Linked DNA regions of Mus musculus: region 2 is linked to region 1. Evidence: chromatin contacts called from ENCODE Hi-C or POLR2A ChIA-PET data. All regions are on one chromosome and are shown on one strand. Each heading gives the region's core, a stretch centred on a gene start or an enhancer-like site at or near the end of the contact. The rest is flanking DNA. Distances are from core to core; before and after follow the strand shown. Region 1 overlaps Pla1a (phospholipase A1 member A). Region 2 holds the start of Pla1a (phospholipase A1 member A).

The links. Hi-C counts contacts between places; a loop is a spot of excess contacts on that map. ChIA-PET counts read pairs that join two places held with the same protein, here RNA polymerase II (POLR2A).
Region 2: a map of heart shows a loop between it and region 1 (2.1-fold over the local background). The contact joins the promoter of Pla1a here to the enhancer-like site in region 1. A Hi-C loop is called at or near these places in 8 of 37 maps with a recorded cell type or tissue (adrenal gland, gastrocnemius, heart and 2 more). POLR2A ChIA-PET finds 5 or more read pairs at or near these places in 4 of 5 experiments (Patski and embryonic stem cell).

Annotation. Positions count from the first base shown.
Region 1 is chr16:38,396,843-38,403,642 of GRCm38, reverse strand. It overlaps Pla1a (phospholipase A1 member A), which reads left to right. Exons shown (of 11, transcript NM_134102.4): 9 at 2,659-2,767; 10 at 6,140-6,304. Among named protein-coding and RNA genes, the nearest start is that of Pla1a, 33 kb to the left of the region's middle. Within about 2 kb of position 3,892, at least 2 of the 3 ENCODE cell types and tissues checked have a DNase peak (open chromatin) inside an H3K27ac peak, as active enhancers do; they include gastrocnemius and heart, where a contact is called at or near this core.
Region 2 is chr16:38,429,611-38,436,410 of GRCm38, reverse strand. It overlaps Pla1a (phospholipase A1 member A), which reads left to right and starts at 3,266. Exons shown (of 11, transcript NM_134102.4): 1 at 3,266-3,607. The coding sequence starts at 3,535. It overlaps Gm36333 (a long non-coding RNA gene), which reads right to left and starts at 3,195. Exons shown (of 2, transcript XR_384843.4): 1 at 2,908-3,195.

The DNA.
Region 1 (6,800 bases), core at 2,643-5,142:
CTTTTTGAGGTTCCTGCTAAGGCAGAGTCGAAGGCATACCATTTCCAATTTCATGTTTGTTTCAAAACCTCTCCCGTATGCCCCAGAAACACTTCTTGTCCGTTCAAACACCACAGAAGGACACAGGAAACCAGCCAGCCTGAACACCTGTTTGCTTTCATACTATGAGCCTTTCCTTATAAGGATAGATGCAGGGTACCATCCTTTCCTTAGGCCAACCAAGCCTGTCCTATCTAACTAGCCAGGGCTGGCTTTCAAACTCACCTAAGTTTTCGCTACATCACAATATCCATCCTAGTTCAGGAACCTTGCCCAGCCCAAAACAGTTCACACCCTGTAACTGGTCTTTTACTTCTTTGTAGGTTCTTCTTTCTTCCACCCTTTCAGCCCTCTAACTCTAGATAGTAAAGAAAAAAAAGGTTAGAAAGGAAAGGGGACAACGTTATTATTAGACTACTTCCTGTTGGTTAGAGAAGGCATAGAGTTCCTTAGAGCAAGTTTGATCTTCGCCGTCAGGATATCTAATTTCTTCTTGTTTCTTCTTTGCACATGACTACTTAACAAAACATGAGCAACAGCAACCAGCAACCCACCCTGACTCTCAGGGCCCTAGCATTTATATACCCTGTGAAAAATTCCCAGAATTCCAAACATCACAAAATTGCACAAAATTCCAGCCAGCTAAGCTCCCAACGCTGTATATGGAGAAGGGGAAAGGGATACTGCGTCTTGTTATATGAGTTGCTTATTTAGTATATGTCTTTGTCTGTTTGAGCTGACAAAATCACACCCCTGCTAGAGCACGAGGAAAATCACAGGCGGCTGCTGTGGACAGTCTGAAGTAGCCCCATAGCCCACACCTGGGATTCAATGAAAACTTCTCACCATAACACCCTTTAGTAGTAACAGACAGGAAATGTGTCACACCGGATTGTTTTTCTCTTTGGAGGGGATGGCAGGCTCTTTTGTCTCATGAGTTTTTGAATGTGTTGGTGCTTGCCAATGAGGCTGTTACTAAGCCTGGTGGGCTTGGATGGCTCACACCACTCCTCTAACCTAGGCTTTAGTATCTGCAACCATTGGTTATTTCCCCAACAGTCAGATGAGAAACACAGAGACGGGGGAATAAAGGATTACATCTCTAACTATGTTCCCATCATGAATGGAGCCAAGGGAGAAACATTAGAGACCAAAGTGACTGCAAAATGCTACCAAGTATCCCTGACGGGGGTGGGGGGGGTGGGGAGAGAGAGAGAGAGAGAGAGAGAGAGAGAGAGAGAGAGAATGTGTTAGTAACACTGTAATCCTTCCTTACCTACCCTCCCTTATCAGACAGTCAGCCAGTCCTTACTACTTCATGTCACCATGAGCTAAGATGTTCACCTAGTCTATGCTTCTATGTTGGTAATACTGTTGTTGAGAGCCCTAGCATCTATACTGCTCAAGGGAGGCTCAATGTAACGGCCAGCCAGCTAAGCTCCTGTATATGGAGAAGGGGAAAGGGATACCGCTTTTTGTTAAATGAGTTGCTTATTTAGTATATGTCCTTGTCTGTTTATGCTGTTATAATAAAATGTAGGACTGGGTAATTTACTACACTTGATCTTAGCCAAAAGGCCAAGAAGCGATGACTGGGTAATTTACAAAGAACAGAAGTCTTTATTTTCTCAGTCTTCTGGAGACCAGAAAGCCAAAGGGCAAGGTGCCGATATTTGGTGTCTGAGGGCTGTTCTCTTTGCTTTCTGATGGCATCTTGTTACTGTCATAGGTTTTTACCCAATCGAAGACGGAAGGACCAAAAAGTCCCTAGCTAGGCCCTTCTGTCACTTTTAAGGTACTGATCTACTCAGGAACACCATGGGAGCGCTCACTAATCCTATTTGACTAGCTTAGCACACCAGCAAGATCTGAGGTCTGGCCTGTCTCCTCTCTCCCCCCCCCCCCCCCCAAGCAGTGGAGTTTCAGGCACGTGCTGCCACGCCCAGCTTCTTACACAGGTGCTGGGGATCCAGGTTCAGGTCCTTGTGCCTTCTCATCAAGCACTTAACCATCTCCCCAGGGGTAAAGGTTAAATGTGACTTTTGCTGGACCAAAGGCATTCAAACAATAGCAGTAGATGCTGAATCCTCCTTGATATTCTTAAGAGTACATCTCCGCCATCAAGGTGGGTTGGTGGGTAAACATGACTATTCCCAGATCTGATGACCCAAGTTTACTCCCAGATGGAGGAAGAGAAGAACCAATTACCACAAGTTGTTGTCTGGTCTCCATGTGCACCACATGGCACATGCACACTAAGTAAATTTTAAGTGTGATTTTATAAATGTTCCCTCACAATAAGGTCACCAAACAGAGAGGAGAGAACTACTCTTGCAATAATAAAAACTCACACTTTCTGAGCATCCCCTAGGCGAGGGCACTGTCCTTGCTCCGGCCAATGGATAACTATTAGTCCTGTTTACACTTGAAAAACGCGGAGGACCTGAGATAACAAGCAATCTGTGCCGAGATAACAAGCCAGTGCCTTGGAGGTAGAGAATCCCAGGCAGGCTGCTGCTCTTTGGGGCTTTCACACTTGGCCCCTGTGCCACCTGGTCACTCTTGGCCCCTGGACCCCTGTGCTACCTGCCATGCCTTTGCTGTTCTTTGGTTTCCTAGTGCACCACAGCCTTGTGGAGTTTTATTTGAAGGAGAAGAGAAAAAAGGATACCAGCATCGAGGTCACGTTTCTTAGCAACAACGTAACGTCCTCGGTCAAGATCACCATGTACGTAAGTGTCCTATGGCTAAGCCTCTCTTTCATGTATGTGTATGTTCCAGGTCAGACACAGTGTGATTGCTGGGCCTAGCCCACCAAGCTGGGGACAGTGCCCACTACAGATCTACTCCCAGATAAGAGTTGTAGGTTTGGGATCAGTACCACCTTAAGCACAGTGTATTCAGATGCTAGCAAGCAAGGCTACTGGGCAGCACCAGAGGCGATTAGTTCTCAGTAGGAAACTGCTCTGGGGTCCAGCAGAATTGTATTAGGAAGGAGAGCCTCAGCCACCATCCACCTACAGGGGTGACCAGGGCCTTAGGAGCTGGTCCATAGAAGAAGGTTAGGGCCAGATGGGGGCTGCTTCAAGTTTGTCGGATCATAGCTGATCATTTCCATTTCTTTGGGGCAGACTTGGCTCTGGGGAACTGGTGGGACCAGGTTTGGGGCAAGAGAGCGGGGTGGGGCTGGGGGAGTCAGGGACAAGGTGGGTCTGTTTCTTTAAAAAGCAATTACTAGCCAGCAGCTAAACCACCTAATCAGATATGTAAACACTGGTTCTGTTAGGGACCAGTGAGGAAAATAGAGCTGATGCAGGAGAGACCCCAAAGGGGTCTTGGCAGAGCATACTAATCACAACCGCACTGGAAAAGCTGCGGGAGATGGGAGGCGAAGGGGAGGGAAGGCAGAGCTTACCGCAGAGGCTGCTGGGGAGGAGTCAGAACCCCCACAGGAAGTGTAGCCCCTTCACAAGCCCTGCCCAACCCAGAGTCCCTCACGGGCCAGTGCCCGCTTCCTTCAGACAGCTCTTGCCAAATCTGCTGACAGAGTAGTCGCAAACAAAGGTCTGCAGGAGGGAAAACAAAAAAGAAAAAAACAACACTGAACGCAAATAGGGGAAAGAGCTGTGTGCGCCTCTCTGAACATTTCCCGGTCCACTGCACTGAGGCGCAGAGAGAGCGCCTAAGTGGATCTGAGGATGCGACAAGGGGATCAAAGAATTGGCAAAAAGAACACAGAGGTGTGCCAGCAAGACAAAGCCAAGGTGTGGGATGTAGGACAAGAGAAGGCTGGAGAGATAAATCAGGCTTGGAAGGACAAATTAGACAATATGGTTTCTGGCTGGAGAGCAGCTTGCTGAGCCTTTGGGCGTGTTCAAAAGGAGAGTGACCACATCGCCTGGGGGTGGGAGGGTGTGTTCTCAGGCTGCCCTGCTGAACTGTGCTGTGAGGGAAAACAAATCCCTCCCGAAAGAGGTCATTCCCCTTGAGCTCCCCTACATCCTGCCACTGGACTGTGCTCTGTCTGCAGATACTGGCCCCTCCGGGTCATGGATTTGCAGGTGCCCACAGCGGTGGCTTGGGGACTGTGGTGGACTAGAATGCTGAGGACTTTCCATAGTTATTTGTTTAAAGTTGTGTTGCTACAGGAAGGGCTTTCCTTTGTTTCTCTAGTCAGTTGGTAGATGAACAGATACTAATGGAGACCTTGGCCCTGACACACTAGGCCTTCTGTATGGGTAAAACCACTGTTCCCGCCCACCAGTCACTGGAGACTTGGAGCAAGCCGAAGCTGAGGTTCTCTGAGCCTCTCAGTGGGCCTCTCATAGGTGGTTAGCCTTCATGCCCAAAGGAAGACACGTGACTCTTGAAGAAGGACACTGAATGCATTAACTCTAACCATCTCTCTCTCTCTTTTTTTTTTTTTTTTGAGACAGAGTTTCTCTGTATAGCTGGCTGTCCTGGAACTCACTCTGTAGACCAGGCTGGCCTTGAATCCAGAAATCTGCCTGCCTCTGCCTCCCAAGTGCTGGGATTAAAGGTGTGCGCCACTGGCTAATTTTTTTTTTTAATTAAAAAATTAGAAATTAGAAGGATAAGTGCCAGGGAGAAGTATGTTTTGCCCCTACTTTCTATTATTTTGTAAAAACCCAAGTTTTCCTTTTTTCCTTTTTTTCGAGACAGAGTTTCTCTGCAGCCCTGGCTGTTCTGGAACTCACTCTGTAGACCAGGCTGGCCTCGAACTCAGAAATTCGCCTGCCTCTGCCTCCCAAGTGCTGGGATTAAAGGCACGTGCCACCACGCCCGGTATCAAGTTTTCCTTTTAGGTGGACAATTTACCCAAGCCAAGCCACTCACTCAAAGCAACTTTCATATCCCTTATAATTTGTAAGGTCTTGGATAAAAGCAGTTTCTTGAATCCTAATTTTCTCTGACATATTATAAAACGTTTCCAAGCAGGGGCAGCTTTTCTTTACCTGAACAAAGTCTTTCTGCAAAATGAGGCAACAATCTGTATGCCTGCCTCTGGATGAGAAAAATACACCACAAAGACACCACCGCTCTGTAAAACTGGAGAGAAAAAGGGGGTGGGGCTGGCGATGAATCAGGACCCAACCTGCTGTGGTGTGGAGAGGCATCTGAACCTTGCCCTCTCCCTCCTTCCCAGAGTCCCCCACTGTCTCAGAGATCAGAATTGAAGGACACACAGTCCACTACCCAGGCCCCAGGCAACCTGTTCCTCTCGCGGCACAGCTGGATTAAGCATTTTTCTTTGGGAAAGAGCTGTTTCAGAAATCTTGAACTTGAGTAATCTTGGTGTACGGTGAAAGACTCACACGGGAAGTCCCTTAAATAAAAATGTTTATTGACTTTCCAATAATGAAAAAGAATAGGGATCCATCCCATAATCAGCCTCCAAAAGCTGACACCATTGCATACACAAGCAAGATTTTGCTGAAAGGACCCTATATAGCTGTCTCTTGTGAGACTAGGCAGGGGCCTAGCAAACACAGAAGTGGATGCTCACAGTCAGCTATTGGATGGATCACAGGGCCCCCAATGGAGAAGCTAGAGAAAGTACCCAAGGAGCTAAAGGTATCTGCAACCCTATAGGTGGAACAACAATATGAACTAACCAGTACCCCCAGAGCTCCTGTCTCTAGCTGCATATGTATCAGAAGATGGCCTAGTAGGCCATCAGTGGAAAGAGAGACCCATTGGTCTTGCAAACTTTATATGCCTCAGTACAGGGGAATGCCAGAGACAAGAAGTGGGAGTAAGTGGGTAGGGGAGTGGGGGGGGGTATGGGGGACTTTTGGGATAGCATTGGAAATGTAAATGAGGAAAATGCCTAATAAAAAAATTAAAAAAAAATTAATAATAAAAAAAAGAATAAACACGTATTTTCTGGGTCACATTCAAAACTGTTGGCCTGTGCGCAGGGGGCCAGTGAGGATTCAAAAACGCTGCGTCTCGTTTTTTAAGGTGCCCGTGCCTCTGTACTTGACAGCTAACAAGGTTTGCCTGCAAAGCCCCTTAGTTCACAGGCCAGTGAAGCACAGACCGGTGCCGGCTCATCCTCTCTCCCTTTGCCTTTCAGACCTAAACAGCAACTGGAAGGGAGAGGGGTCATGGCTCATCCTAACCCACAGTGCCAGATAAACCAAGTGAAGCTCAAGTTCCAAGTTTCTAGCCGGGTTTGGAGAAAAGACAGAACTCCTGTTGTTGGGACTTTCTGTACTGCCCCTCTGCCGGTCAATGACAGGTGAGTCACAGAACCCACCCCCTAAGCACCCCTGCAACACCACCAAGCACAGCTCTGGATCTTCGGGGTGTTGCTTGATGGAATTCAACCTCAATAAAGTGATAACTGTCTTAGGTGAGGAATCCACTGGGACCCCGAGTTCTCCCCAATCTTCTATAGGGTCATACTGAATTGAAGGGTTTTTTTTTGTTTGTTTGTTTGTTTTGTTTTGTTTTTGTTTTTTTTGTTTTGTTTTTCGAGACAGGGTTTCTCTGTATAGCCCTGGCTGTCCTGGAACTCACTCTGTAGACCAGGTTGGCCTTAAACTCAGAAATCTGCCTGCCTCTGCCTCCCAAGTGCTGGAACTAAAGACGTGCGCCACCACTGCCTGGTGGAGTTGAAGGTTTTAGGGAGGAAGCTGGAGAAGCTGGTCTTTAATTCTCCTCCTGGTATTTAACTTAATACCTCCATACATGAAGCGTTTGCATCTGCTTGATGCATTTGGTTTTAGTTGCAG
Region 2 (6,800 bases), core at 2,017-4,516, 33 kb before region 1:
AAATCATCATGAGTGAGGTAACTCAGACCCAGAAAGACAAATGTGATATGTATTCACTTATAAGTGGATATTAACTTATATAAATGATAATCAAGCTACAATCCACAGATCCAGGGGGTTAGGCAAAGAGGGGGGCCCTAGGGGGAAGCATGGATCTCCCCGAGAAAGGGAAATAGAATAGATTTTGTAGATGGACTGGAGGTGGGGGTGGGGATGAGAGTGGAAGGGATCAGGTTGGGGGGAGAGAATGCAGAAGAGACACCTAGAATTGGAGGATGTTTGGGGGGTGTTGTGGAAACCGAGTGCAGTGGAAACTCCCTAGAATCTATGAGGGGGACCCTAGTGAGGACTCCTAGTAATGGAGGACACAGAGTCTGAACTGGCCATCTTTTGTAGCCAGGCAAGGCTTCTAGTTGTGGAACTGGTCTGCATTTGGGGGGTAATGGTGGTGCAGAACTTGTGGGAGTGGCCAAATCAAGGTTTGGTTTAACTTGAGGACCACGCCATGAGAGCCCCGTGCCCTATACTGCCTAGATGGCCAAGAAACAATACTGAACTCCTAGAGACCTAGGGTAGAACCAAACCCAATGGGCCAAACAAAACCACAAACAATGAAATGATTGCTAATGACATTCTCCTACACTCATAGATCAGGGCCTTGTCCAGTTGCCATCAGAGAAGCTTCCTCTGGAAGTAGATGGGAGCAGGTGCAGAGAAATACAGCCAGACATTCGTCAGAGAGAAAGTCTCAACTGGAGATCTCCGGAGAGCTGGGAATCCCAGGGAGGAGAGTGAGGAAAGACTATAGGGTCAGAGGGATGCAGGACACCAGGAGAACCTGGCTCATCTGCCAAGGACCAGCCTAGGCTTGCGGAGGGGTTCTGAGAGAAAGGGTGTCTGGGAGCGGCGAAAACAAACAACTTGAAGTCAAATCGTGGGTCCAAGCTGGTGGCCTATGCTATGCCTGAGACAGTTTTCCAGCCTGCTTTCTCTCCGTTCTGCTTTTTTTCTTTCTCTGATCTGCTTTCTCTGGAAATCTCTAGACAGCTCCCCCTCCCTCTCCACATTATGCTTGAAACAGTTTTCCAAGCAATTCTTTCTTGCCGTTCTAGGCAATCCTCTGGGTAGCGCTGCTCCTACAGATCATAAACCCACTCTGTTATTTTACATATTAATCTTGTGATTTACTCTGGGTTCCCTTTTAATTACCCTATGAATCAGCATCTAGTGACCCAGCCTAAAGATTCTTAGGAAACTGCAAGAACACATTTCTTTTAATATTGCAAAACAATTCAGAGATATGCCTGCCTAGGTTAAGAACAGATGGTAAGGTAGCCCGGTGGGACTCTGTCCTTAAATTAACATTTCTACCACTCATCAGCCTGGACTGGCTGTGTCCCAGACTGACCTTGAACTCAGGAATCTGCCTACCTCCGTATATGCCTGCCTTTGTATCATTCTGACAAGCTAGCACATAGTGTGTTTCCTTTAGTTTCGTGAAGCCTCTCATAATTCATATTGTGTCCTTGTATTTTGCACAGTTGAGAAATTATATATTTTGAACTCATGTTTTAAAAGTCCTTTCCACAGCCTTAAGGGCTGTCCTGAAGGTCCCAGCCTTTACCATTTTGCTAAGACATGGACACACCTTCACCTTTGGACTTGTCCTCTCAGATTATCATGGAATCATTAATGTTAACAGGGAGGACATTCCTTAAAGGAGGAATGTAAGGTATGTACATTATTATACAAACAAGCCTTAGGCCCATGGCAGCCATCAACATTCATAGAGGCTCAGATGTGCTGGCCTTGTCTCAGAGGCAGGGACCATGTTATTCTGTCCCCTCCAAGGCCATGCTGGGCTTGGCACTCACTCAGTCAACTAAACAGGACTTAAAAGAGCGAAACACCAAGCTTGGGGCCTGCATGCATCTGCACCAGGCCCTCTGCATATACATACGTCATGGCCGTCAGCTTGGTGCTTTTGTGGGACTCCTAACACTGGATCTGTGACTCATTTGCCTGTCCTTGAGACTCTTTCCCTTATTTTGGGTTGCTTTGTCTAGCCTCGATATGAGGGCTTTTTGCTTTGTCTTATTGTCATCTTGCTTTGCTCCATTTGGCTGTCATCTCTTAGAGGCCTTCTGAAGAGGAAAGAGATGGGGAGTAGATCTCAGGGAACGAGCATGTGGGGAAGAGCTGGGGGGAGTGGAGGGAGGAAAAAATGGTCAGGAATTATTGCATAAGAATCTACAATAAAAATAAATAAAAAAAAAACAACAAATGAAAATGGTGGCTTTCTATGGACTCTGGAACTGGAAGGAAGAGACAACAGTGGGTAGGAGATTCATTCTTCACCATAAATTTTCATACATTTCAAATTTTACTTCGTGTGTGTGTGTGTGTGTGTGTGTGTATGTGTGTGGCAGAGATCCATGTCTGCTGACTTCTACTATCTTTCAAGACAGAGTCTGTCACTGAACCAGGTACTCACAATTGCTAGGCTGCCCATGGATACACCCAGGGCAGTGGCTCTGTTCTGGTATAACCTGTCCAGCTCTAACCCCCTACCCGGTATCACCTTTGTACGCTCTGGATGTTCCCGGACAGGGCTGGAAAGCATGTGTGCCAACAGCACTCCTTCACAAAGCTACTCTTCCGAAAGATGATGCTTGCCTGCTTCCGGCTCTCCGCCTTGTAATGGTGTGCTCCTGTTGCAGGAACACTGACCCAGGAAGGGCCCTGCCCTGCTCTAGCCTGCAAAAATATCAGATTCTGTGGTCTCCACTACCCCTGGAGTGAGGTGGCAGCACGAGAGGACAGACTCCCTGGCTCCAAACCCAGGCTAGACCACATCCATCAATAGTGTTCCCACGTCACTCACATCTCCTGCTCTTGGTTCTTTACCTGTGAGCTCAGGCATCAAGATGTCTCTTCTCTTGGGTTGGACTTGACTTCCTAACCTCGAGAGGCTGTGGAAGGCAGCAGTACTTTGCAGAAGCAAATTGGATCTCCCTTTACTCTGTCCCATAAACGTACCCATACGTGTGTCATTGGCTGCACACCGGGTGAGGTTCCCTAGGGATCCAAAAGTGAAAGAGCTTTCCAGCCTCCAGCTGCTCAGTATCCCAGGGACAAATATGTCCACAGAAATTCCATTACGGTGAGAGTTTTGTAACCACTGGGAGATGAAAGGCTGCCTTGGGCCATCACTGAGATTTCATAATGGGAAAAAGTCACTTCCTGATCTTCTTTGGTGCAGAGAGGAAGAACGGTATGTTTCAATGTCCCCTGCTTAAAAAAAAAAAAGTGGGAAGGTTGGCTCATTTTCATTGAGAAGAGGAAACTGAAAACTCCAGAGGTTAAACAAATAGGAAGGTTTATTTATTTATTTATTTATTTTACAAGCCACAGAGCCAGTTAATGATTCCTAAGTCCCAAGTGGGTGTTACATGTTTGCTTGAAGGCTGGGCCATGTGACATCCCAGGCTTGGGGACTCTCCTTCATTCTGGCTCCAGGACTCCAGCTCCACGATGCGTCCTGGCCTCTGGGAGACATGCTTCTGGTTGTGGGGACCACTTTTATGGCTCAGCATTGGAAGTTCAGGTAAGCCAAGGGCTTGGGTGGAACCTTATTTCTTAAACTGTCCTCTTACACAGCACTGACTTTGGAAGGTCCCCTAAAAGTTCTTTATCTCTGGCGGCGATTTTAAAAGAAAGGGGAAAACCCTCTTATCATAACGGGAATTAGTGGTGAGACCAGTGCCTTCTTGGGACACCAAAACTGAACTTCCCCCATCTCCTGACTCATTTTTCTAAAATCCGAATTATAACCCTTTTCACCTTGTTCAAGCCAAAGTGACTGTAACAAAAATTACCTTTGACTAACTCTCAATATTAATTTTCATCCTACTAACGGCTACTGTTTTCTATGTAGTTACTTTTTAAATTTTTTTTTTCAAGACAGGGTTTCTCTGTATAGCCCTGGCTGTCCTGGAACTCACTCTGTAGACCAGGCTGGCCTCAAACTCAGAAATCCACCTGCCTCTGCCTCCCAAGTGCTGGGATTAAAGGCGTGCGCCACCACACCCGGCTGTAGTTACTTTTAAGTTTGCCAAACTAACTTTTGGGAAAGTTCAAGAACATTTTTGTCATACACACACACACACTCGCACACATGCACTCACATATGTATGCACACACACACCTCACAGGCCTGCACACAGGCAGAACAATCAGAAGGGTCTCGTGTCTCCACCTCCCAACCACAGACTGCTTTTCTGTCCTCCCCTAAGAGGGTTCCCATCTCTCAGCTTCTGAACGCCCACCGGGACTTGCTCAGACAGCGCTATTTCTAGCCTTTGCCTCTTGGGAGGGGTCTTTCCTCAAAGCAATTCACTGCCCTGCTCAGCATTTCCAAATGTGTTCCAAAGTCCGGATCACACAGATCTATTCTCTCCTTACACCCTAGGCAGCTTTTCCTCGGCTTCCTGTGGGGTTTTTGTCTCCCTTGGTTGTTTGTTCCTATAAGGGGTGGGTCTGGGGCTCCAGTCTCTTGCGTACATTTAGTCCATGTAGGACAGGCTTAGTGAATGGTACTGCACCCCTGCCCAGTGAGCAGCAATGAACTGGGGGAGTACACGCTGAGCCGGCAGACATGGATTAAGTATATCTATCTGTCTTTGTGTTTAGAACTTTGAGGAAGTGACTTTTCTTTATCTGTCCTTGGAGACTGTCCTTACCAAATTGGGATGCTGTCAAGGACTACAGGAAGTGCGTGCACAAACTGGACCTGTAACAGTCGCTTATATTCGGGTGATTGTATTTATTATTAGTGAATAGTTGATGGGAGAAAGGGGGAAAGAACTGTCACAAGCCACTTTAGGAAAAAGATAAGACATATCCCAGATGCTCCTAGGGGAACTTCGGGTGCTGTTGGGAGAGGTGGTTCAGCAGGCTCCTCTGTTGCTTCACAGCAGCTCTGCCCCTGATGGGGGGTGGGGGGAAGGTGTTCCCTGCCAGGCCCAAATTGAAATGTCAGGGTGGGAAGACTGGAAGAGAATTGTCCCCACACTTTCTTTGCAACCTTGCCTGGCAGCAAGCTCACAGTTCCAGACACAGACGGAAGATCAGAAGCCTTGAGTTAGGTTATTGGGTTGGGGTTAGGATAAGGACTGATCAGTTCTAAGTGTGGATGGGATTCCAGGTACCCATGCAGGAAGAGAGCAGGCAGTGCTTGCTAGCAGGGTCTCCAGAGCCCTCCCCCATCGGCTTGCCTTTGTTTGCTGCCCTCTTTCTTCAGACAGACCTTGCAGGCCCAAGCTTTTCTATTTCCCAGCTATTCCCTGACATTTCTGCCTTAACTAAGTACTGTTGTCAACAATGACGGTGGTTTTTTGGGCTAACGTTTCCTGCTCTTTAAAAAAGGGCCATTTGGGAAATCCAGTAGGTTGGTGGATAGGGAGAGATAGAAAAGGAAAGAGCAGAGTTCCCTTCAGGCCTCCCAGAGGAAGATGAGAGAAGAAGGTGTTAAAGGAGACAGGGCACTCAAGGCAAAGGAAAGGAAAAACTCAAAGGAGCAGGAGCCATGAACACGGAGGGTACCAATTGTGCTTCTTCACCAAGATGGTCTCTCTGTCACTCACCTTGCTGTCTTGGCTGGGCACCTGCACAATTCTTCATGGACACCCAGGTGATGGTCTCAGGTGTATTCTTTCTTTAAACACTTAATTATATTGACTGATTGATTGATTGTGTGTGTGTGTGTGTGTGTGTGTGTGTGTGTGTGTTGCACATCACAGTGATCATGTTGAAGTCAGAGGACAATTTGGATGTGGGTGGATGTTGGCTTTCTTTCTCAGCCATGTGGATACCAGAAACACAAAGCCACCCTATGAGCTGAGCCCGAGTGGTCCTGAGTGTTTTCTGAGTCAGATGGCGTTACAGGATTCCTCAGCCCCACAGGCCTCGTATTCCAGCTTCCTGTCACCTCCTGTGGTTATTTCTACTTTATCTGCAAAATGTTTTGAGTTTTTGAGAGTAGCTGGGGCTGGCATCTTATCCTTGACCCCGTAGACCCTGGAGCTTTGGTTGCCTAAAGAGAAAACAGCTGGGCGTGGGCCTCATTTTCATTTCCTGACATTAAAATGATCCTGGCCCTGAAAGAACACTTCATCACCTCCAAAAGGGTCTCTAAGGTGGCCCTCATTCGTTACTGCTGACAAAGTGACCCACAGACCAGTTAAGAGCACAGCTATGTTCAGTAGGGGATGGGGGACAGAAAGCTTAATCGGAGTGTTAGAAAGCTCAGGGTCTGCTCAGCTCTAAGTTGAGCTGGGAAAGAGGAAGCTGAGGAGAAGCAGCTGGGGTGGCCTGAGATACTCACCCCTCAACAGCCAGATGAAGGTGATGCCTCTCTTGCATGTCTGGAAGGAGCCCACCTTCCAGACAGCTATGGTGGGAATCTCCACCTTTCTCCCAGTCTGCAGTGTCCTCAAAGCAAAATGATAGAAGGGCAGCCAATATTTAAGTCTATGTCATCCTTCCTATAGGTTGTAAATATCCCCCACCAGCCGGTATGCCACGAAAATGAACAGCCAAATAAAGCGAAAGCCACCATTTTTAAGATTTAAACTGCAATGAGGCATGAAACTTGATTCTGATTATAAAAAAAACATAGCTCAAAAACGGAGTGTGAGCCAATCACAAACATTTCATATGTGTAAAATATTTTTATTTATGTAAAATACATATTCTGGCCCTGTGTGTAAAATTCTTTCTGTGGTTATTAGTTCTTGCCT